Linked DNA regions of Mus musculus: regions 1 and 2 are each linked to region 3. The links are chromatin loops, found by intact Hi-C in ENCODE. Cell type or tissue: heart. All regions are shown on one strand.

Evidence for each region. Hi-C counts contacts between places; a loop is a spot of excess contacts. Peaks named below come from ENCODE experiments on the same cell type or tissue, not always from the same donor. Only the 100,000 strongest peaks of a DNase experiment are listed, where the experiment ranks them.
Region 1: it touches region 3 in a loop (8-fold over the local background); 40 of 42 quality-filtered maps call a loop at or near these places.
Region 2: a loop joins it to region 3, with 2.4 times the contacts of the local background. A loop is called at or near these places in 2 of 42 quality-filtered maps.

What each region holds. Positions count from the first base shown.
Region 1 is chr2:180,274,870-180,277,369 of GRCm38, reverse strand. It overlaps a transcript of Rbbp8nl not described here. Among named protein-coding and RNA genes, the nearest start is that of Cables2, 2.7 kb to the right of the region's middle. In heart, no CTCF peak of the experiment used is centred here; DNase peaks (open chromatin) are centred at 169, 319, 809 and 1,309; H3K4me3 peaks cover 1,644 bases; H3K27ac peaks cover 1,874 bases.
Region 2 is chr2:180,206,845-180,209,344 of GRCm38, reverse strand. It overlaps Lama5 (laminin, alpha 5), which reads left to right. Exons shown (of 79, transcript NM_001081171.2): 3 at 974-1,091; 4 at 2,040-2,158; 5 at 2,242-2,412. Among named protein-coding and RNA genes, the nearest start is that of Gm52542, 17 kb to the left of the region's middle. In heart, CTCF peaks have their summits at 199 (motif pointing right) and 1,221 (motif pointing left); a DNase peak (open chromatin) is centred at 1,364; H3K27ac peaks cover 303 bases.
Region 3 is chr2:180,346,331-180,348,830 of GRCm38, reverse strand. Gm52543 (a long non-coding RNA gene) reads left to right here and starts at 2,340. Exons shown (of 5, transcript XR_003953987.1): 1 at 2,340-2,500. In heart, a CTCF peak has its summit at 1,512 (motif pointing right); a DNase peak (open chromatin) is centred at 1,520; H3K27ac peaks cover 1,165 bases.

The DNA of each region.
Region 1 (2,500 bases), 71 kb after region 3:
AGGGAATTGAAGACAGTTATACCGTGCCCTGTAAGCAGCTCCCTGGTGCTGGCATCTTTGGACCCTCTTGTGACCCTCTGGGCAGCCACAGAGGCACATCCAGCTGGCTCTGGGGTATGTGTTCCTTCAGTGTCAGGGCTGCTCACATGTTTGCCCAGGGCGGTACCTTTGAGTTCAACTCTGTCTGATAAGATAGCAGACTCCCAGCCTGGTCCTGGGTAAGAGTGTCAGGACACTTCCTCCTCCGGTGCACAATGGTGAGTCTTTGAACACCTAAGCTAATATGCATGTACCCTATGTTTGCCCAGGCTACAGCTCAGCAGGCTGGGCTGGGGCCACCACAATAAGCCATTGTTGCCGGAAAGGGACTGACCGCAGCCTGTGTTTGCTCCGAGTGGAGGCCAGGGTTTCTGTGTCATTTCCAAGCACTTCCTGCTATGTACGCACGGGCTGGGGTGTGGTCCACTGAGTTACCAGAGTCTCACCTTCTGCCTTTCACGTTGAGTAAGACAGCCAGTGAGAACAGGCTCATGTCCCGTGAGGGTCATGCTCCCACTTTGCCTAGCAGGATGTCACACATCCTAGGATTAACTCAAGCCATGCAGAATGGGAGGGGTTTGTAGCTGTCTCTGTCTGTGCTCTGACCAGCACATAGACTCAACACCACTTGACACACATGAGGGAAACTGAGGTTCTGCTCCATAGACCCAGCATCTCAGAAGGTCCTGGGTGTTACTTGCCCAGACCAGATGCCCACCCCTTGTGGTCATAGTCCCAGCCACGCTGGCAGTGAGAGAGACTCTGGGGTTAGGCTCTGTGAGAGTCAGCCCTTTGGTCATACTTGTGGGTCTCCTCCCGTGCTCCAGCCAGTCACTACCTTGTCAGGAGCAAGAGTGGCCAACAGACTTCACCAAGTTGCGTTTTCCTGAGCCTAGAAGTAGAAAGCCAGAAAAACCGGCTGCTGCCATCTCTATTCTAACTTCATCTTTCCCACAGCCCCCAAGAAGCCATCCCAAGGGAAGAGGAAACCGAAGGAACCCCTGACACCGGCGGAAGGTCCCAGGAGCCCAAAGGAGGACTTCAGCCTCTCCCCCATTAACAGCTGTCGGGAGACCTAACTCTCCAGACTGAGGGACACTGCATTTGCCCAGAGGTAGCTGTCACAGACTGTTGCCTGCACAAGTCAAGCCACACGACCTGAAGATAGCTCGGAATAGTCAATGCCCATAAGCTCCGCCTACATCCAGAGGGGCTGGCCAGCCAAGTCTCTTCTCAGGTTTCTGGGAAGCTCCTCCCATCTGAAGGCAGGGCGGGGAATAGGGGAGCCTCAGCCTAGCCCTGCTTCTTTTTCTGGGCAAGGTCCCCACCTCCAGAGGAGATGGAGGTCCCAGACTTTTCCAGGCTAGGAAGGACGCTTCAGTCAGCGCGGTCTCAGGCGCCCCCTTGTGGAGTCTTGGCAGATGCAACCAAGACTAAGAATTAAGAATCAGCCCTGAACCACTAGATCCTGATGGTATTGAAGAAACTTAGGGAAATACCTGTGTATGAAGTTTAAGAGCTGCCATTTCCAGGGCAAAAACAGGCACTGTTGGCAAAGCACCAGTCAGGGTCCAGTGTGGGGAAATAAGGGAGAAAGAAGCTGCCTTGGGGAGGTCAAGGAAGGTGGCACCTGAAGCTTAGATTTGGGTTTTGAGGGTTGAATAGAAGTGTGCCAAGCAGGCAAAGTTCCTAGCATGCTCTTATAAGCATCTAAATATGTGCCAAAAGGTCAGGGTGAAAGCCAAGGAGAACTCACTTGACCATAACTGAGTGAGGAAGGCTGGAGCTGGCCAAACCAGGTAGAAGGACTACAGCATAAAAGGGAACTGTGGGTATAATTGTAAGAGCCTGAAACTTCCAGAACTGGAGAAACTGTCACTGGGACTGGGTGAGGCCTGGGCTTAACAGAGTACCATTCTCTACTGAGCACACCTGAGAGGCCCGAAGGACAAAATTCCAAGGGACAGCCAGGTGTGTGTGTGTGTGTGTGTGTGTGTGTGTGTGTGTGTGTGTGTGTTCAATCAGTTACAAGATTCTTCAGCTTTTTCAAATTTGAATAAAACACAAGCTGTATGTTTTATCCACTTTGACCTCCTGGTCAGGTTTGGTCTGTGAGGGAAAAAAACCCACAGTACCACACCCAGGAAGAGGCCAAGTTCCTGTTTAAATGTCCCTCAATCACCTCACAGGTTTGTCTGCCAATATTGGGGTCTAGCTCTAGGGCTATGTCCACACTCATGGTACCCTGCCAGGAGCACACCTCCTTGTCATCCCTGTCAGACAGTGGCTTCTGTTAGCCACGATCAATTACCCATCCCAAAGCAGCTTAGTCATACAGCTAGCACCTCATACTACCAGAGACCAAAACTCAGAAAGGTAAGCAGCCTGAGTGTGAAGGACACCACCCCAGGTCAGCAGACACCATGACCCCCTGACAGAAATTACTCTCTCTGGGAGTGCC
Region 2 (2,500 bases), 140 kb after region 3:
GTTGGGCTCTGGGGATGGGAGTCAGGTTATCATGTGAGAGATGCTTTGTGCAGGGAGGTATCTCCTTGTTGGCACCATTGCCTGTATTTCTACTGAGGTCCTGGTGTTCATGCTTGCATCAGAATGGCCCAGCAAGCTCCACCTCCAGCTTCTAGACTTCTCCTTTTCTTTTTTAAAGATTTTAAAATTTAATGTTTGAGTATCTGCATGTACACCTGCGTGCCAGAAGAGGGCCCAAGATCTCATTATATATAGATGGTTGTGAGTCACCATGTGGTTGCTGGGAATTGAACTCAGGACCTCTGGAAGAGCAGCCTGTGCTCTTAACCACTGAGCCATCTCTCCAGCTCAGCTTCTAGACTTTTATAACCTACATTTCCCAATCTTCCATATTCCTTTCACACCAGTTCCAGAGTTTGGAGGCCATGTGATTTAAAGCATATGGGGACCATGTGCTTTAGTGATAGCAGCAACCTAACTACTTTGGTATCAGATTTTTTTTTTTTTCCTGAGACGGGGGTTTCTCTTTGTAATAGTCCTGGCTGTCCTGGAACTTACTATGTAGACCAGGTTGGCCTCAAACTTAGATCTTCCAGCCTCTGCCTCTCGAGGGCTGGGATTAAAGGTATGTACCTCAGTCCATGGCAACGGGAGCATGCTGTCAAAGCCTGTCGCGTCATGGTGGATAGGAACTAGGTCTTCAAGGCTCCTAGTGACCCACTTCCTTCAGTTAGGCCTCACTTCCTAAGGGTTCCACATGTCCCCACAATAGCCCACGTGTCCCCAAAATGGTGCCACCAGCTGGGACCAAGCTTTCAAAACAGGAGCCTGCTGGGGAAGACATTTCAGAGTCAAACCTGAAGATTTCGTCACAGACCTGCCTCTGCGTCGCCTGCTGTACCTCACACCTAAGAGTGCAGGAAGCTACATGGAGGGACACAGTGTCTGATGTCACACCCCCTGTCCCCTGCAGGTGTTCCATGTGGCCTATGTGCTCATCAAGTTTGCCAACTCACCTCGGCCTGACCTCTGGGTGCTGGAGCGGTCCACAGACTTCGGTCACACTTATCAGCCGTGGCAGTTCTTTGCCTGTGAGTGTCCTTAGCTGCAGGACTGGAGTCCTTGCGGTAGGCCTATAGTTGCTTCAAGGCCCCTGATGCCAAGCAAGCCCTGACCCCTGTGATGGCCTCTTTAGGGTTCATTGCTGCCAGCGCCACCTAGGGGTAGATGGGAGCTTATCGACTCCCACGCTTGACCTTGGACATAGCTGGTGTTACACTGGTGGTACCAGGAATCTTTGGGCCATTTTATGGCTCCTCTAGATAGGCTTGAGCTCAGGCGGCTCCCGTGGAAACAAAGCAGCTCTGGCAGCTGTGGGCCTACCTCCTGCCAGCTTTACTGCCTGTGGCAGGAGACAGCTGGAGTCCTTGGCAGGCCCAGCCGGCCACATGCCACCTGACCAGTTTTGTTGGCAGGGTGGGGGTACTCTGATTAGATAGGCCTGGTGACACGTCCCCCAAAACTCCCTGGCCAAGAGTAAGAGAGGGGCAACTGCAGACTGCGCCTGCAGAGAAGTTAAGGAACACCATTCTCTGGCATGTCCCAGGAAGAGGCCTGGGCATCGTGGTAGCAAAGGCTCTGCAGTCCAGTCTACATTGAGCTAGGGTTTTGTTTTAAGATTTATTTATTTTTTTAAAAAAGAGTTATATGTATACAGCATTCTGTCTGCATATATGCCTGCAGACCAGAAGAGGACACCAGATCTCATTATAGATGGTTGCGAGCCACCATGTGGTTGCTAAGAATTGAACTCAAGACCTCTGGAAGAACGGCCAGTGCTTATCTTAACCTCTGAGCTATCTCTCTAGCCCCTAGCTAGGGTTTTGCTGTCTGTTTGATAACCCCTGCTGGTCAGTAGAACGTGGGGCAGCAATCTGTGTTTCGGAGTGTGTAGGCAACACAAGGATGCTAGGCTGGGGCCCAGGATGGGAGTCTGTATCTGGCATCTGTTACTCTACCTTCTTACCCGTTTCCTGCAGCCTCCAAGAGGGATTGTTTGGAGCGGTTTGGACCTCGGACTCTAGAGCGCATCACGCAGGACGACGACGTCATCTGCACCACAGAATACTCGCGAATAGTGCCTTTGGAGAATGGCGAGGTGGGTTGCACAGCTGTGCTTGTCTGGGGGTGGTGGGTCCCTGTTGTTTCTGAGCCTGGCCTCATCTACCACACCTTCTGCAGATTGTGGTGTCCTTGGTAAATGGGCGCCCTGGGGCCTTGAACTTCTCCTACTCACCGTTACTTCGAGACTTCACCAAAGCCACCAACATCCGCTTGCGGTTTCTGCGAACCAACACGCTACTGGGCCACCTCATGGGCAAGGCGCTGCGGGACCCCACAGTCACCCGCAGGGTGAGCACGTGGGTGTGACTGGAGACTTGTAGAAGCTCTGGGGGAGAGGGGGTGGGTTGGTGTAGGTGGCATGGTCAGGTGACACCTA
Region 3 (2,500 bases):
CATGACATTTGCAGACAAATGGATAGCACTCAAAAAAAAAAATCCAAAATCCACCCTGAGTGAGGTAACCCAGACCCAAAAGACAAACGGTGTGTACTCACTGGTAAGTGAACATTAGCTGCTAAATCCACAGATCATACTCCAATCCACAGACACAGAGAAACTCATGGATCTTCTTGGGAAGGGGAAAGAGCTTTGTAGGTGGACTGGGGGTGGATGGGGGTGGGAACAATAGGGATCAGGCTGGGGGAGGAGAGTTCTGGGAAAGGCGACTGGAATTGGAGGGGGTATTGGAGAGGCAATGCAGAACCCTAGTGCTGTGGAAATGCCCTGAGGGTGAGGGTAATCCTAGTGAATTCTGCTAGTAACAGGGAATACTGAGTCAGAACTAGCTGTCTTCTTTAACCAGGCAAGGCTTCCAGCCCTGGGACTGAGACATAACCCAGCCATAAATCCTTCCGCGTACAATCTGTCCTGCCTGCGAGACATGCTAGGGTAATGGTGGTGTAGAACTTGTGGGAATGGCCAACCAATGACTGGCCAAGTTGAGGCCAACACCACAAAAGGGAACCCACAACTGACAGTGTCTGGAAGGCCAGGAACCAGAGACTGGACAGCCCAGAGACTCGGGAGAGAACCAAAAACGACTGGCAAAAAAGACAATAAAGTAATTCCTAGTGATACTCTGCTATCCTCATAGATCAGTGCATGGACCAACTGTCAACAGAGGGATGCTTTCCAGCAACTGACGGAAATAAATGCAGAGGCCCACACAGCCAAGCCAACCAAACATCAGGCATGGCCAGGGGAACTCCAAAGAAGATGGGAGGAAAGATTGTAGGAGCCAGAGGAGTTGAGGATGCCACAAGAACACAACCCACAGAACCAACTAAGCAGAGCCCACAGAGGTTCACAGAAACTGTAGCAACAAACACGGACCCTGATGAGACTGAGCTGGGTCCTCTGCATATACATTATAGTTGTGTAGCTTTGTGTTCTAGCAGAAGACACAACAGTGGGAGTTTTTTGCCTGCTCTTGGGGCCCTTTTCCTCCTGTTGGGTTGCCTCATCCAGCCTTGATATGAGGGTTTGTTCCTGATCTTATTGTAACTTGTTATGCCATGTTTGGTGGGTATTCATGGAAAGCCTGCTCTTGGGGGGGGGGGGCATAAGAGGAATGGATCTGGGGGAGAATGGAAGTGGGGAAGGAACTGGGAGGAGTGGAGGGAGGGAAAACTGCCGCCAGGATATAATGTATAAGAAAAGGGAGGGAGAAGGAAGGCTAGAAAGAGGGAGGAGAAACGTGGCCCATCTGTCTCCTTCCACGCTCAGTGCTCAATGATACTGTGTGGCCCTAGTGAAACTTGCTCTCGCATTTTCCATGGGGCTGGAAGCCCACTGATCCTAGGACCTAAAGCCTCGTGGCTAGCCAGCTGCAGGGACCTCCTGGCAACAAACCTGACTCCCCAAACCCTGCAGGCCCCACCTCTCAAGGAAATGTTCAGTATGGCCACCAGGGGGCGCCCGTCGCACACTAGACACTACCAAACAAAAGCAGGGCCACAGGAAAGGCCTCTCAGCGAAAACAGGGACCCAGAGTGCTGCTTGCTATCTAGCTGAGCTACCAGGTAGCAGGACTCTGCCTGGGGGTTGAGATGAGAACACCCCAAGCTCCATTCTGCACTGTTCCCACCCAACCAGCCCAGGTGTGTGCTGATTCACCTCACTTCGGGGTGTCCATCAGGAACACGCTCCAAGAGGAAGCCTCCAAAGCTTATCAGAGTCCTGGAGACCTACTAGGTGCAAGCATGGCCAGAGCTGTCCCTTTGTGTAGAGTTACCCAGGCTGACCATGGAGTAGGGCCCACCATCTCCTCTCACTGCAGAGAGAAGGGGTGAGAACAGGAAGTCTGTAGAACAATTCAGACCTAAAGGGCCAGGACAGCTGAGCCCCATGCAGAACCAGAACTGGGTCTTCCTCTGCACAGTACCCTCGGCCTTCTGTGCAAGACCTGTGGGGAGGCTCGGTGGCTGATGGCCAGGATGGTTTTCATAAAGAAAGCACAGTCCGGATTCTAGCCTGGACTGGGCACAAGGGAAGCCAGCAAGCATGCAAGGAATCCTCTGGGCTTCAGCTACCAGAGTCCTCAAATCGGCACCGCTCCCTCAAAAGTCTTCTTCCTGCGTGTGCGCGTTCTCTGCCAGGTGTTCAGCCAACATCCTCTGTTTGTCTCCTTGACAGAGGGCCAAAGGGCCCCTCAGGCCTTAACCTATTCCCATCTGCTCAGGAGGATGAGAAGGGACCCTCACCAGACAGTGGCTGGGCTAAAGTGAAGGTGCTAGGGGCCAGAGCAGGCAGGCAGGGCTTCTGGAGAAAGCCACGCCTGACACAGATCTCCTCACCCACTCCAGAGGCTACAGTTTCCTGGGGACCCAACCTACTTCCCAAAGAGGGCAGTTCTGACAGGTGGGTGCCAACGTAGCCCATCCTGACACTCTGG